Regions from separate parts of the Homo sapiens genome. Here region 1 is linked to region 2. The links are chromatin contacts, found by Hi-C or POLR2A ChIA-PET in ENCODE. All regions are on one chromosome and are shown on one strand. The core of a region is the stretch at or near the end of the contact, and the rest is flanking DNA. Distances in the headings are between cores, read along the strand shown. Region 1 overlaps TGFB1I1 (transforming growth factor beta 1 induced transcript 1). Region 2 overlaps ITGAX (integrin subunit alpha X).

The links. Hi-C counts contacts between places; a loop is a spot of excess contacts on that map. ChIA-PET counts read pairs that join two places held with the same protein, here RNA polymerase II (POLR2A). Pooled maps may share reads with other maps.
Region 1: a loop to region 2 is called in a pooled map, with 2.3 times the contacts of the local background. The contact joins two enhancer-like sites. A Hi-C loop is called at or near these places in 1 of 50 pooled maps. POLR2A ChIA-PET finds 5 or more read pairs at or near these places in 4 of 52 experiments (MCF 10A, PC-9 and activated CD4-positive, alpha-beta T cell).

Annotation. Positions count from the first base shown.
Region 1 is chr16:31,475,913-31,482,435 of GRCh38, forward strand. It overlaps TGFB1I1 (transforming growth factor beta 1 induced transcript 1), which reads left to right. Exons shown (of 11, transcript NM_001042454.3): 8 at 100-273; 9 at 569-650; 10 at 950-1,098; 11 at 1,398-2,046. The coding sequence ends at 1,664. Among named protein-coding and RNA genes, the nearest start is that of SLC5A2, 3.9 kb to the right of the region's middle. RefSeq lists enhancers at 1-366, 367-1,098, 1,099-1,831 and a silencer at 1,125-1,214. Within about 2 kb of position 1,604, at least 14 of the 41 ENCODE cell types and tissues checked have a DNase peak (open chromatin) inside an H3K27ac peak, as active enhancers do; they include PC-9, where a contact is called at or near this core.
Region 2 is chr16:31,382,780-31,390,176 of GRCh38, forward strand. It overlaps ITGAX (integrin subunit alpha X), which reads left to right. Exons shown (of 30, transcript NM_000887.5): 30 at 1-220. Among named protein-coding and RNA genes, the nearest start is that of ITGAD, 6.9 kb to the right of the region's middle. RefSeq lists an enhancer at 1-329. Within about 2 kb of position 3,957, at least 7 of the 41 ENCODE cell types and tissues checked have a DNase peak (open chromatin) inside an H3K27ac peak, as active enhancers do; they include PC-9, where a contact is called at or near this core.

The sequences.
Region 1 (6,523 bases), core at 354-2,853, 91 kb after region 2:
GATCGCTCAGAGAGGACTCGAAAAACGCCGCGTAAATCTTGCCTCACTGGGCATGTGGTTGTCAGAGCCGCTCTGACCCGCCTCACCTCCCACTCGCAGGTGGTGACGGCTCTGGGCCGCGCCTGGCACCCCGAGCACTTCGTTTGCGGAGGCTGTTCCACCGCCCTGGGAGGCAGCAGCTTCTTCGAGAAGGATGGAGCCCCCTTCTGCCCCGAGTGCTACTTTGAGCGCTTCTCGCCAAGATGTGGCTTCTGCAACCAGCCCATCCGACACGTGAGCCCCGCCCGGCCGCACCGAGCCCGCCCTATCTCACCAGGAGAGCTGTGGGACGGGCCTCCACCGCATGGGTCCCGCCCCACCCGCGATACCCCACTCCACCCCTACCCCTTCCCCTTGGCAATGTCCACGGCCCCTTGGACTCCACTCTTCCTTTCTGACCCCCACGTTCCTAGTTAGATCTTCTCCCCCTCCCCCCACGCATGCCTTAGTCCAGTCACCCGGGTTCCGCGCGGGAGAGGAAGGCGCGAAGGCACGGAGGCCGCGCTGAGTGCCCTCTCCCTCCCTGCAGAAGATGGTGACCGCCTTGGGCACTCACTGGCACCCAGAGCATTTCTGCTGCGTCAGTTGCGGGGAGCCCTTCGGAGATGAGGGTGAGAGTGAACTCGACTCCCATCTTAAAAGCTGCGGGTCCCCTCGACGTCTCGCCCCAGCCCCTCCGACCTCCGGAGTCCTCAGGGCCATGGTTTTCCTTCTGCTCTCTTCTGGCCCTGCCCTCTCCTACACAGACTCCGGACCCGAGCCCTCCCCGCTCTGTCCCGCCATAGACCCGGCTCCTCCTTCCCCAAGGCTCCCTCGGACTGCCCCTCCTTCGGCCCCAGATCTCAGGTCTTGTGGGTCCCCCGTCCCGCCCGCACCCTTTGCTTTCAGCCCACTCGGTTCCCTCTCCTAGGTTTCCACGAGCGCGAGGGCCGCCCCTACTGCCGCCGGGACTTCCTGCAGCTGTTCGCCCCGCGCTGCCAGGGCTGCCAGGGCCCCATCCTGGATAACTACATCTCGGCGCTCAGCGCGCTCTGGCACCCGGACTGTTTCGTCTGCAGGGTGCGAGCTGCGGGGCGGGGCGTTGGAGGGGCGGGTCAAGGGTACAGGGCTGTGGGGCGGGGCCTTGGAGGGGCGGGTCAAGGGTGCAGGGCAGGGGGCGGGCCCTCGGGGGGGCGGGTCACGGGAGGTGCTGCTAGGAACCTCGGGTGGGGCGAGTTTTCCGGGCAGGGTCCCACCGGACGGGATTCTTCGCGTCTAGGGCGGGCTGCGGGGTCCCAGGGCGTTATCCGCTAGTAACGCGCGTTGTCTGGCAGTGGCCGCTGACCTGTCTGTCCTCTTTCGCGGCTTCCCTTCCCCAGGAATGCTTCGCGCCCTTCTCGGGAGGCAGCTTTTTCGAGCACGAGGGCCGCCCGTTGTGCGAGAACCACTTCCACGCACGACGCGGCTCGCTGTGCGCCACGTGTGGCCTCCCTGTGACCGGCCGCTGCGTGTCGGCCCTGGGTCGCCGCTTCCACCCGGACCACTTCACATGCACCTTCTGCCTGCGCCCGCTCACCAAGGGGTCCTTCCAGGAGCGCGCCGGCAAGCCCTACTGCCAGCCCTGCTTCCTGAAGCTCTTCGGCTGACAGCCCGCTCGGCTCGCCCTCTCCCCCGGAGGCCGCGCCCTCCCGGAAAAGCCGGGTCCTCCAGACCCCGAGGCCTTGCTCTCAGAGCGGGAGGCCCCACCCACTGGAGAGCCCCGCCCCTAAGGTACTATGAGTCCTCAGGGGTCAAGTTCAGAAACGGCCCAGCCAGACCTAAACCCACACGCCCACAAAGTGGATTGCACACAGACAAGAACTCCCGTGCGGGCCTCCACTCTATTCCCACCCTTGAGGGAGCCCCCTTACTGGGGGAGGGTCCTTGCAATTCCAGCGAATCGGAGGCCAGGCCAGGACGTCCTTGCTCCCTGCACCCTCACTGTTCTGTGCACTTTTTCTACCTACATAAACACACGCATTCCACCTCTCCCTGGTGCTGTCTCTGAATGCGCGCAGGAGCTTGGCCCTGACTCCCCACCCCCGCGCTGGCTCTGTCCCCGGCCGTCTCTAGGTCACTGCCCTGTGGCCGCAGCGGGACCTGCAGCCTCAGCCCTTGCAGGTAGCCACTCCTGCACTTCCTACTTCAAGTATCAGATGAGCCTGAGGCTGGAAAGTGTGGCGACTCGCGCAGGACTGTACAGATAGTGGCAGAGCCAGGACAAGAGCTCCAACTGGGGCCCCACCGAATATTCCCGCCCTCATTACTCTTTCTTCAGTTCTATATTTTGTTTTGTTTTGTTTTGTCCTAAGAGATGAGGTCTCACTTTGTCGCCCAGGCTGGAGTACAGTGGTGCCATAGCTCACTGCAACCTCGAACTCCTGGTCTTGAGCGATCCTCCCGCCTTGGCCTCCCAAAGTACTGGGATTGCAGGTGTGAGCCACTGTGCCCGCCCTTCCCTTTATTCTTGAAATAAGCGCTTACAGTGGTTCATGCCTGTAATCCTGGCACTGTGGGAGGCCAGGGCGGGTGAATCACTTGAGGCCAGGAGTTTGAGACCAGCCTGGCCAACATGGGGAAACCCCGTCTCTACTACAAATACAAAAATTAGCTGGGTATGGTGGCACACGCTTGTAATCCCAGCTTCTCTGGAGGCTGAGGCAGGAGAATCAATTGAACTTGGGAGGCAGAGGTTGCAGTGAGCCGAGATCACGCCACTGCACTCCAGCCTGGGCAACAGAGCGAGACTCCGTCTCAAAAAAAAAAAAAAAAAAAAAAAAAAGAAAGAAAAGAAAGGAAGAAAGAAAGAGAAAGGAAGAAGGAAGGAAGGAAGGAGAGAGAAAGAACTTAATCTGCTCCCCTCCTGCACTGCCTTTGGTTCCCAGATTTTTTCTCCTATTAAAGGGCCTTGAGGGATGGAGCTCTATTCAGAGTGCCAGCTGTGCTCACCTTTTGGTTCTGGGCACTAAGGTACAGCTTCCCTCTTACTATTGACCCACAACATCTTGGATCACCTGAATGTTTCATGTAGTTACGGCCTCAGCTTAACCCTTTCTCACTCCCACCCCCAGGTGTCCCAGTCAAGGCAGAACAATCAGCGCACTCAGAGCCATTACTTACTGTCCCTGCTGGCCTGTCTGCCACCACCTGAGGCTTCTCCCGGCCTAGCCCTGTGCTGGGTGGTGCTGGGTCCAGAGATGAGTCAGGCTCACTGCCCTGGAGAGCCCCAGGCTGAGGAGGCAGATACCTGGACAGAGGATGACACTTGGTGTGGCCAGGTTGTGACTGAGGGAAGCACTGGGGGCTGTAGAAGCCAGAAGGTGGCTTCTTAACCCAGACTGGGAGTCAAGGGATGCATCCTGGAGTAACTGACACCCAAGACCTGAGCCAAGTCCTAGCAGAGAAGGATGGGGCCAGGGGTTTTCAGGTGTGGAAGATGGAGCCAAGGGTTTCAGGTGTGAAGAAGTTCAGGTTCCATCTGAGTCCCTAAGTCCCAGGGTGGTCCCCTGGGTCTAGACTCTAGGGACCTCTGGTGCTGGAAATGATAGGTCCTCAGAGCCCTTTCCAGCTCATCAGGAAGAGCTAGAAGCCGCAGGGAGCATGTATGGGCACAAGGAAAAGGTGAGGCGTCCATGGCCCCAGCCTCTCCCAGGCCCCCAGATCTCTTCCTCTCTAAGGCTCCTCTCCCATGGTCTTCCCAGGTCTCCTGCTCTTCCCCTTCCACATATTCTCCCCAAAGAATGTACCCCCAACCCCAGCCTGTAATCACCTCCCTATCTTGAGGATGCCCAAATTGGCATTCATTCATTCACCAAATATTTATTGAGCACTCCTGTGCCAGGCTCTGGGGAGACAATGGGGAACCAAGCAGCTATGACCCTTGCTTTCAGGGAGCTGAAGTCTAGTAGCGGAGACAGATGACAGCCAAGTACAAAGGTGACATGCGTGATGAAGGAGCGGTACCTTCCCGACCGCCTAGCTAAAGCCAATGCTTCCCTGGTTTCCGTGCCACGGCCCCTCCCTAGTTCCTTCCTAGCATGCAGTGCTCTTGCAAGTAGGAGTTTTTGTTTTTGTTTTTTTGAGACAGAGTTTCGCTCTGTTGCCCAGGCTGGGGTGCAGTGGTGCCATCTGGGCTCACTGCAACTTCTGCCTCCTGAGGTTGAACCTCTGGGTTCAAGCGATTCTCTTGCCTCAGCCTCCTGAGTAGCTGGGATTACAGGCTTGTGCCACCACTCCTGGCTACTTTTTTTCTGAGATGGAGTTTCGCTCTTGTTGCCCAGGCTGGAGTGCAATGGCGTGATCTCAGCTCACTGCAACCTCTGCCTCCCGGGTTCAAGAGATTCTCCTGCTTCAGCCTCCCGAGTATCTGGGATTAGAGGCATGCACCACCACACCCGGCTAATTTTGTATTTTTAGTAGAGACGGGGTTTCTCCATGTTGGTCGGGCTGATCTCGAACTCCTGACCTCAGGTGATTCACCCGCCTTGGCCTCCCAAAGTGCTGGGATTACAGGCGTGAGCCACTGCACCCAGCCCTAATTTTTATATCTTTAGTAAAGACGGGGTTTCACTTTGTTGGCCAGGCTGGTCTCGAACTCCTGACCTCAGGTGATTCCCCTGCCTCAGCCTCCAAAAATGCTGGGATTACAGGCATGAGCCACCACACCTGGACCTTATTGTTTCTGGCTTCTGTCTGATTCTGCAACCGGAACAGAAGCTCCCGAGAGCAGGCAGTGCATTTGTTTTGCTGACCATTTTCTCCCTGGTGTCTAGAACAGGTCCAGTACATAGCCAGTCTCCATACGTGTTTGTTAATGAAGGAAGGAACCAGGAAGGAAGGAAAGAGAGAGAGTACAATGGATGAAATAGAGAACTAAGTTAGGGGAGGTGGGGAAGAGATTACTTTCACCAGGTAGTAAAATGTAAGGTCTCAGCTGAGAGCCGAACATGGAGAAGGAGCCAGCTGTGCAAGGCGCCAAGGAGAGCATTCCCGGCAGACAGGAAGCAGGTGCAAAGGCCAGGGAGGAGGAGAGAGTCTGATGCCTTGGAAGAAAGAAGGCCACTGTGGCTGGACTGGAGCCAGCAATGGGGAGGCCAAAGAGGAAGGAGATGTCACATCATGAAGGCCTTTGACGGCCGTGGTGAAGGGACCTTATCTGAAATGTCTGTAACACACACGTGTCCTCTGACACTTGGCACTGGATTTCTCTCAGGCACTTTAAACTCATCACCCTCTGAAGCAGACACTGTGGGTGCCCCACCCATATACCTGCATGGCCCACCTTGGAAGTCATATACTGTGACAGTTTCCAGATACCCTGACTTGCAGCTCCTTCTGGAGTTTCTTGTCTGAGGCTGTTCTTGGGAGGAGGGAGTGTGCTCCGTGTTCTCAGCAGGCCTGAAGTGTGTGGACATTTCTGCAGCTTTTAGCCAGTGACAGACACAAATCAGGGAATAGATACCCCAACCACCTGGCCCCTCAAGGAACATTGCTATGGGGTGTTCTTCACAGTGTCTCAGAGTGTCCTTTTTGGGATGAGGCTCCAACTGCTCTTTGTGGTAACCTGACAAATGACACACCCTTACGCCAGGCGTGGTGGCTCACACCTGTAATCCCAGCACTTCGGGAGGCTGAGGCAGTTTGGCTCAGGATTTTGAGACCAGCCTGGGCAACACAGTGAAACCCCATCTGTATAAAAAATACAAAAATTAGCCAAGTGTTGTGGCGTGCCCGTAGTTCCAGCTATTTGGGAAGCTGAGGTGGGAGGATCCCTTGAGCCCAGGAGGTCGAGGCTGCAGTGAGCTGTGATCACACCACTGTACTCCAGCTTTGGTGACACAGCAAGACCCTGTCTCAAAACAAAGAAACACATGCTTTGTTGGTTTTTCTCCTTGTTTCATTTCTCTTCCCTACACCATCACAGTCCATACTGGAATCACCTCCTCAGGAAAGTCGTTGCACACAAATTCTCATCTCAGGGTCTCCTTTTAGAGGAATACAAGCTAAGGAACTCCTTCATCCAAACTCTGTCATATTACACTCAAAGCATTTTTCTCTGTTCCCCATCTCCGGGATGACCATCGCTGCCATAATCAGGCAGGACTTTCCTTCGACTGTCTCCTGACATCCAAGTCTGGTCAATTCTTCTAGAAAGGTAGACATACAGATATTAACCAGCCTCTCCCTTCTTGAATCCAGTCCTGTGCTGAGAAATGAGACTCCAGGGATGAATCAGATCAGTCCTGCTCTTTTTAATTTTTATTTATTTATTTTTTAAGAGATGAGGTCTCACTCCGCTGCCCAGGCTGGTTTCAAACTCCTGAGCTCAAGTGAGCCTCCTGCTGCAGCCTCCCAAAGTGCTAGGATTACAGGCATGAGCCCCCACACCCAGCCAGTCCTACTCTTGAGGAGACACTAGTTTGTTGGGAAGACAGACCTGGACCCAGGCAAGGGCCACACAGTGTGC
Region 2 (7,397 bases), core at 2,707-5,206:
CGGCTGCAGCTCACCCAGCCCCAGGGGCAGAAGAGACCCAACCACTTCTATTTTTTGAGGCTATGAATATAGTACCTGAAAAAATGCCAAGACATGATTATTTTTTTAAAAAGCGTACTTTAAATGTTTGTGTTAATAAATTAAAACATGCACAAAAAGATGCATCTACCGCTCTTGGGAAATATGTCAAAGGTCTAAAAATAAAAAAGCCTTCTGTGGATATGAGTCCTGAAGGATGACACCCATGGGGTCCCTTTACCACGGTGGACCCTGGCCAGCACTGAGGCCTGGGGCCAGGACAAGAAGTTAACCAGAGTAGGGTTGTGAATATCCCTCTCTTGGAAGTAACCTGACCTCTTAATCTGCTCACTCCACTCTCAGGGCTGGTGCCGATGGTAAGCTGGTGGAGCTGTCGGGTGGAGGGGGCATAGAATAGAGAAGGGACAACCTCCAGTGGCTACTTTTCCACCTGGAAAGGTCTCTGGAGTGACCAATACTCACAAGCGTTTCCTACAAGTCCTAGGATGTGTTGAAGGGCACACTGTCTGCATATAGTGAGTGATTGAAGAACATGTTGGGGTCCCACATTGAGAGCTGCTGCCCACAATAAGGTCATTCTTGCTATTATGCCACCATCCTGGCATAAAGTTCATCATGGTGCTTGGCACTGAGCTGGGGGCCTCACAGGACAAGCCATTCCTGACCTCGGAGTGACGCCACTGCAGCTATCACCAGCAAGGGACCCGGGCCGTGTGGATGTTTCAATTAGAAAAACAGAAGGGAGGCAGTTGAGTGATTTGAAGGGAAGATGGAAAGTGGCCCTTTACCTCCAGCCAAAAATGTCTGTCCTATACATCAGCAGAGGCTCCAAAATCCCTGTGGATTTTGAAGCTTTTGAGTCCCCAGGATGACTAATTATTATGCAGTTTCCTCAGAAAGGGAATCAGAAGATAAGGCTTTGTAAGAATTCAGCCCTAATGGCTGGGCACAGTGGCTCATGCCTGTAATCCCAGCACTTTGGGAGGCCGAGGCAGGAGGATTGTTTGTGCTCAGAAATTTGAGACCACCCTGGGTAATATATTGAAACCTTGTGTCTACAAAAAAATTTAAAAATTACCCAGGCATGGTGGCATGTGCTTGTAGTCCCAGCTACTTGGTAGGCTGAAGCAGGAGGATCACTTGAGCCTGGGAGGTTGAGGATACAGTGAGCTGTGATTTGGACCACCACACTCCAGCCTGGGCAACAGAGAAAGATCATGTCTCAGAAAAAAAAAAAAAAATTGACCCTAGAGTGGTGTTTCTCAAAATGTGTTCCACGAACCACTGGTGGTCAATGATGGTCTTCTAAGTGGAAGGTTTTAGAGAAAAAGAGCAAGAAACCCATACATCTCAAACATTTGAAACTAGTGATTTGCACAGAAATAGTGTTGTGGCCTTAATAATTGTGTGGCACACGGACTCCAGGGACTACAGTGGGTTCTTGTCTAAATTCAGGCAACAAGTTGTTATTTTCTATTTTATTTTATTATTATTATTTTTTGAGATAGTCTCACTTTGTCTCCCGGGCTGGAGTGTAGTGGCACGATCTCGGCTCAACGCAACCTCTGTCTCCTGGGTTCAAGTGATGCCTCTGCCTCAGCCTCCCAAGTAGCTGGGAGTACAGGGGCGTACCACCATGCCCATTTTTATTTATTTATTTTTGAGACAGAGTCTCGCTCTGTCACCCAGGCTGGAGTGCAGTGGCATGATCTTGGCTCACTGCAACCTCCGCCTCCCAGGTTCAAGTTCAAGCGATTCTCCTGCCTCAGCCTCTGGAGTAGCTGGGATTACAGGCAGGCACCACCATTTCCAGCTAATTTTTGTATTTTTAGTATAGATGGGGTTTCACCATGTTGACTAGGCTGGTCTCGAACTCCTGACCTCATGATCCGCCCTCCTCGGCCTCCGAAAGTGCTGGGATTAGAGGTATGAGCCACTGTACTTGGCCGACAAGGTGTTATTTTCTGATATTCTTCCTTTGTGTGTTATTGTGTACATTTATTACATTTGCATTTTCAGGGTTGGCTATTGTGTTGCATTAGATCCCCGAATCACAAAATGGATCAATGGCTCAAAAGCATGGAAGTTGTGATTAAAAACTAATCTAATTGCTACAATTTACAATAATGTCATCAAAGTCAATATTGACTTTTAAATATTGAGCCCAGTGCACGTATAGTATAGACATGCATACCGGAATAAGTGATTGTGAGCCAAAACCCGAAAATATCTAGAAGGTATTATACTCCCTGACAGGTAGGTTGTATTGGTTCTGACATGTATTTGTCCCTAGTGTGCTGCCCATTCTGAAACTTTATCAAACAGTCGCATGAACCTCTGAAAGCTTTTGTGTTATTTTCTTATTTATTTATTTATTGAGATGGAGTCTTGCTCTGTCGCCCAGGCTGGAGTGCAGTGGCATCATCTTGGCTCACTGCAACCTTTGCCTCCTGGGTTCAAGTGATTCTCCTGCCTCAGCCTCTTGAGTAGCTGGGATTACAGGCGCGCACCACCACGCCCAGCTAATTTTTGTATTTTTAGTATAGACGGGGGTTTCACCATGTTGGTCAGGCTGGTCTCGAACCCCTGACCTCATGATCTGCCTGCCTCAGGTAAAGCAATAGAGATTTCTTAGAACAACTGCTACATGTAGCTTTCCTATTCAAAAGTGATTAGTGTTGTCACCGAATACAGAGGAGACAGCAAAACCACAGTGACATAAATCAAAGGTGCTTTTTAAAGTAGCAAAAGTAGGTACAAGTCACATAATTTCCAAGAAGCTTGTAGAAATGGCAGTAGAGTTCATACCTGTATTGAAAGGTTGCTTTTGGCTGCAAATAATAGAAAAAAACAAAAGCATGTAAGAGCAGACAGAAGACCTTTACTCTGCAAGAGGTTCAGGTGCAGGTTAGTGTTTAATGCAGAGTCTCAGCATTGACAGATTCTTTCTGATCTTCCAATTGATCGTCCTTGCGGGGGCGGTTTAGTTCTTTCCCACTGACTAGGATTGGGTCAAATTCCATCCCCTTGGTTGCATGCAGTGCTGAGAAGGTGAGCATGTGCTTTTCACAGGCTTAATAAAAAGAGGTAGCTCCAGCCAGGTGCAGTGACTCATGCCTATAATCTCAGCACTTTGGGAGGCAGAGGTGGGTAGGTCACCTGAGGTCAGGAGATTGAGACCAGCCTGACCAACATGGCAAAACTCTGTCTCTACCGAAAATACAAAAATTAGCTGGGCATGGTGGCAGGTGCCTGTAATCCCAGCTACTTGGGAGGCTGAGGCAGGAGAATCGCTTGAACCTGAGAGGTGGAAGTTACAGTGAGCTGAGGTCATGCCACTGCACTCCAGCCTGGGGGACAGAGTAGAACTCTGTCTCAACAAAAAAAAAAAAAAAAAGAGAAAAAAAAAGGAGGGTAGCTCCACCAGCCAGGAAGGTGGCAGCGCTGGTGGCTGTTGGATAGGCTACCTACAGTGTCTGGCAAATACTATGCTTGAAGACTATGCTGTGAGCAAGATTCCTTTGTGAAGGAACAGCTTGGACATTGTGTATGTCAGAGGTATACAGCAGAATAGCAGTGACTAACGCTTGTGTGGGAGAGCAAGCATGTCACCTCATACTTGGAATAAGTCACTGCCATACAAAGTCTGAATCAGCTTTCATCTTTGTGCAACACATGTATGTGGGAGCTTTTCAGCTGCTGAAACCTCTAGTGACAGAAAAGGAGGTTTTGTTGTTCATTTGTAATTAATGTTAATCCTATGAGTGGTGGGAGAGATAGTGAGGTAGGAGATCAGCAGGACCTGTTTTCTGGTCACAACCCAGCTAATCAGAGCATGATCTGGTCAAGATGGGATGCACTAAAAAAACAGCCCAAACCAGCAGATGGCCAGGAAAGCAAACTCTCATTACCCTCGCCACTTATTAGCATAAAGACACTCCCACCGGTGCCATGACAGTTTACAAATGCCATGGAAACACACCATAGCAACGGTCAGCAAGTTACCTCATATGGTTCTGGAAACTCCCCACACCTTTTCCAGATAGTTCTGAATAACCCACCCCTTAATTTGCATGTAATTAAAAGTCGGTATAAGTACAGTTAGCCAGCAGCCCACTGGCTGCTACTGTGGGCTCACTGCCTATGGGTTGTCCTGCTCTGCAAGGAACAGCTACCTTGCTGCCACTGCTGCTTCAATAAACCTGCTTTCTTCCACCACAGGCTCGCTCTTCAGTTCTTTCCTGAGCAAAGTTAAGAACCCTCCCGGGCTAAGCCCCAATTTTGGAGCTTGCCTGCCCTGCATCAGTAGAATGGGCTAACTACTTATGGTGCACTCAGGCTAAAGAGGCTGATGCTTGCAGGGCAGTATTCACAGAGCACACGGTAGTTCACGGGATGCCTCTCACCCTTGACTCAGTGCTTAAGAAAGGAGGGAAAATGGTGAACATGATCAAATCATGGCCATTGCCTATTCATCTTTTCAGTGTTGTATGGAGGAATAGGCAAGTAGGAGATTGCTTTTCACATTAATGTCAAAGAGAAAGATAGTTACTTGGAACTTAAAAAAATTAATTGTGATAAAATATACATAACATAAAATTTACCATCTTAACCATTTTTAAGTATAGCCAATCTCAAGAGCTCTTTCTATCTTGTAAAACTGAAACCCTATACCCATTAAACAACTCCCAATTCTCCCCTTTCCCTAACTCCTGGCAACCACAATTCTTTCTGTCTCTATGAATTTGACTGCTTTGGCATGTCATAGAAATAGACTCATACAGCATTTGTCTTTTTGCGACTGGCATATTTTGCTTAGCATAATGTCCTCAAGGTTCACCCATGTGGTAGCATGTGTCAGAATTCCTCTCCTTTTGAAGGCTGAATAATATTCCATTGTGTGTATATACCACGTTTTGTTTATCCATTTGCCCATCAATGGGCATTTGGGTTGCTTTTTTTGCCTCTCATGAATGATGAATATGGGCGCACAAATATCTCTTCAAGACCATGCTTTCAATTCTCTTGGGTATACACCCAGAAGTGGAATTGCTGAATCATATGGTAATTTTTTTTTTTTTTTGAGACAGAATCTTGCTCTGTTGCCCAGGCTGGAGTGCAGTGGCACAATCAGAGCTCACTGCAGCCTTGGTCTTCTGGGCTCAAGCGATCCTCTTGCTTCAGCCTTCCGAGCTTCTGGGACTAAAGGTGTGTGCCATCATGCCTGGCTAATGTTTTAAAAACGTTGCCAGGCATGGTGGCTCGTGCTTGTAATCCTAGCACTTTGGGAAGCTGAGGCAGGTGGATCCCCTGAGGTCAGGAGTTTGAGACCAGCCTTGCCAACATGGTGAAATCCCGCCTGTACTAAAAATACAAAAATTAGCTGGGTGTGGTGGCATGTGCCTGTAGTTCCAGCTACAGGCAGGAGAATTGCTGGAACCTGGGTGGCAGAGGCTGCAGTGAGCCGAGATTGCACCACTGCACTCCAGCCTGAGTGACAGAGTGAGACTCTGTCTCAAAAAAAAAAAAAATTTTAGAGATGGTGTCTCACTGTGTTGCCCAGGCTGGTCTTGAACTCCTGCCCTAAAGTGATCCTCCTGCTTCCGCCTCCCAAAGTGCTGGGATTACAGGCATTAGCCACCATGCCTGGCCTAGCTAAATTGTCTTTAATGTCGCATGTCTGCAAAAAACACATCTATAAAGCTAGAAAAGTTGAGCATCCAACTTTTTATGATTTAACTCTCATGACCTGGCAATTTTTCTAGCAAGGAGCCTGGGCTGGTGGTTTTAGGAGAACTGAGTGAAAAAAAGAAATACATTAACTAGATTGGATGCAAAGTGCCTGCTGGTCATGGGTGTTTTCTGCTGGCCCCTGTTCATCTGTGCCTGTTAGCCCACCCATGGGTGAGTGGGGCAAAGTGGCCAAACTGATTCTTAAGAGAGGCATACATGCAGAATCCAAGTTAGTCATGATTTCGTTTCTAGTCTGAGTGAATGTGTGTCCAGAATATTTTATAAACTTTATCAGCTCAGAGGGGAAAACCTGTCTCCATACTACGTGGTTTATACAAAGCTGTCAGGAATTCAGCATGATGAAGAAATGCACAAAACAAGTGTGAACAGATAAGTAAAAGGATCTACTGAAAATCTTCAGGGTAGTATATTGTGTGACAGGACCAAGAATTTGAAGTCAACATCTGTATTTGTGCCCTCTGGACAAAGGTATTATCCCTGATGATATAAAAATTAATTTTGGGCTGGGTGTGGTGGCTCATGCCTGTAATCCCAGCACTTTGGGAGGCTGAGGAGGGTGAATCGACTGACGTCAGGAGTTGGAGGCCAGCCTGTATCGACTAATAATACAAAAAAATTAGCTGGACATGGTGGCGTGCACCTGTAATCCCAGCTACTCAGGAGGCTGAGGTGGGAGAATTGCTTGAACTCGGGAGGCCGAGGTTGCAGTGAGTCGCACCACTGCACTCTAGCCTGGGCGACAGAGTGAGACTCCGTCTCAAAAAAAACAAAATTAATTTCGAGGCCAGGTGCAGTGGCTCCAGGTGCGGTGGTTCATACCTGTAATTCCAGTGCTTTAGGAGGCCAGAGGATTGCTTGAACCCAAGAGTTCGAGATCAACCTGGGCAACATAGTGAGACTCCATCTGTAGAAAACAAACAAACAAACAAACAACAACAACAAAAAAACCAGAGGTGGGAGGATCACTTGAGCCCAGGAGTCCGAGGCTGCAGTGAGCTATGGTCACGCCACTGCCCTCTAGCTTGGGCAACAGTGCCAGACTCTGTCTCTTAACAACAACAACAACAAAAATTAATTCTACTTTAACTGTCAGTTTCATGATATCCTTCTATTAAGAAAAACCTTTTCTATCTGATGAACTATTGGCTAGGTTTTCTTTCTCTCTGCTTTTGACTAATGCATTTAATTACTTTCATTTGCAAACTCTATCCTTCTCATCAACTTTGTATTTTAGATGTGTCTATTGACAGCCTGGCTTCCCTCAGCGATCATTATGATGATCAAAGTAGATGAATAGGTAAAATTCAATGCAAATATTCCAGGGCATCTAATCCATACCCCAAATGGAAAAGGGGAGAATTGGAAGCCAGCAATTTGAACACATTACTATGGATGTATTTTTCTCATGCGGGGGAAAAAGTGATTTGGAGAGAGAGAATTATGAATGCATGTGAAGAATAAAGCCAAATTTCCTGGGAGGAGGGGAAGACCAGGAGAAACAAAACCAAATCCTGGCTGTGGCCTCTAAGGCATGGGGACCTGGAGTTATGCTCTCCAGGCAGACACAGCTCATTCTGGAGAAAGGCTGCAAAAATATTCTCCTT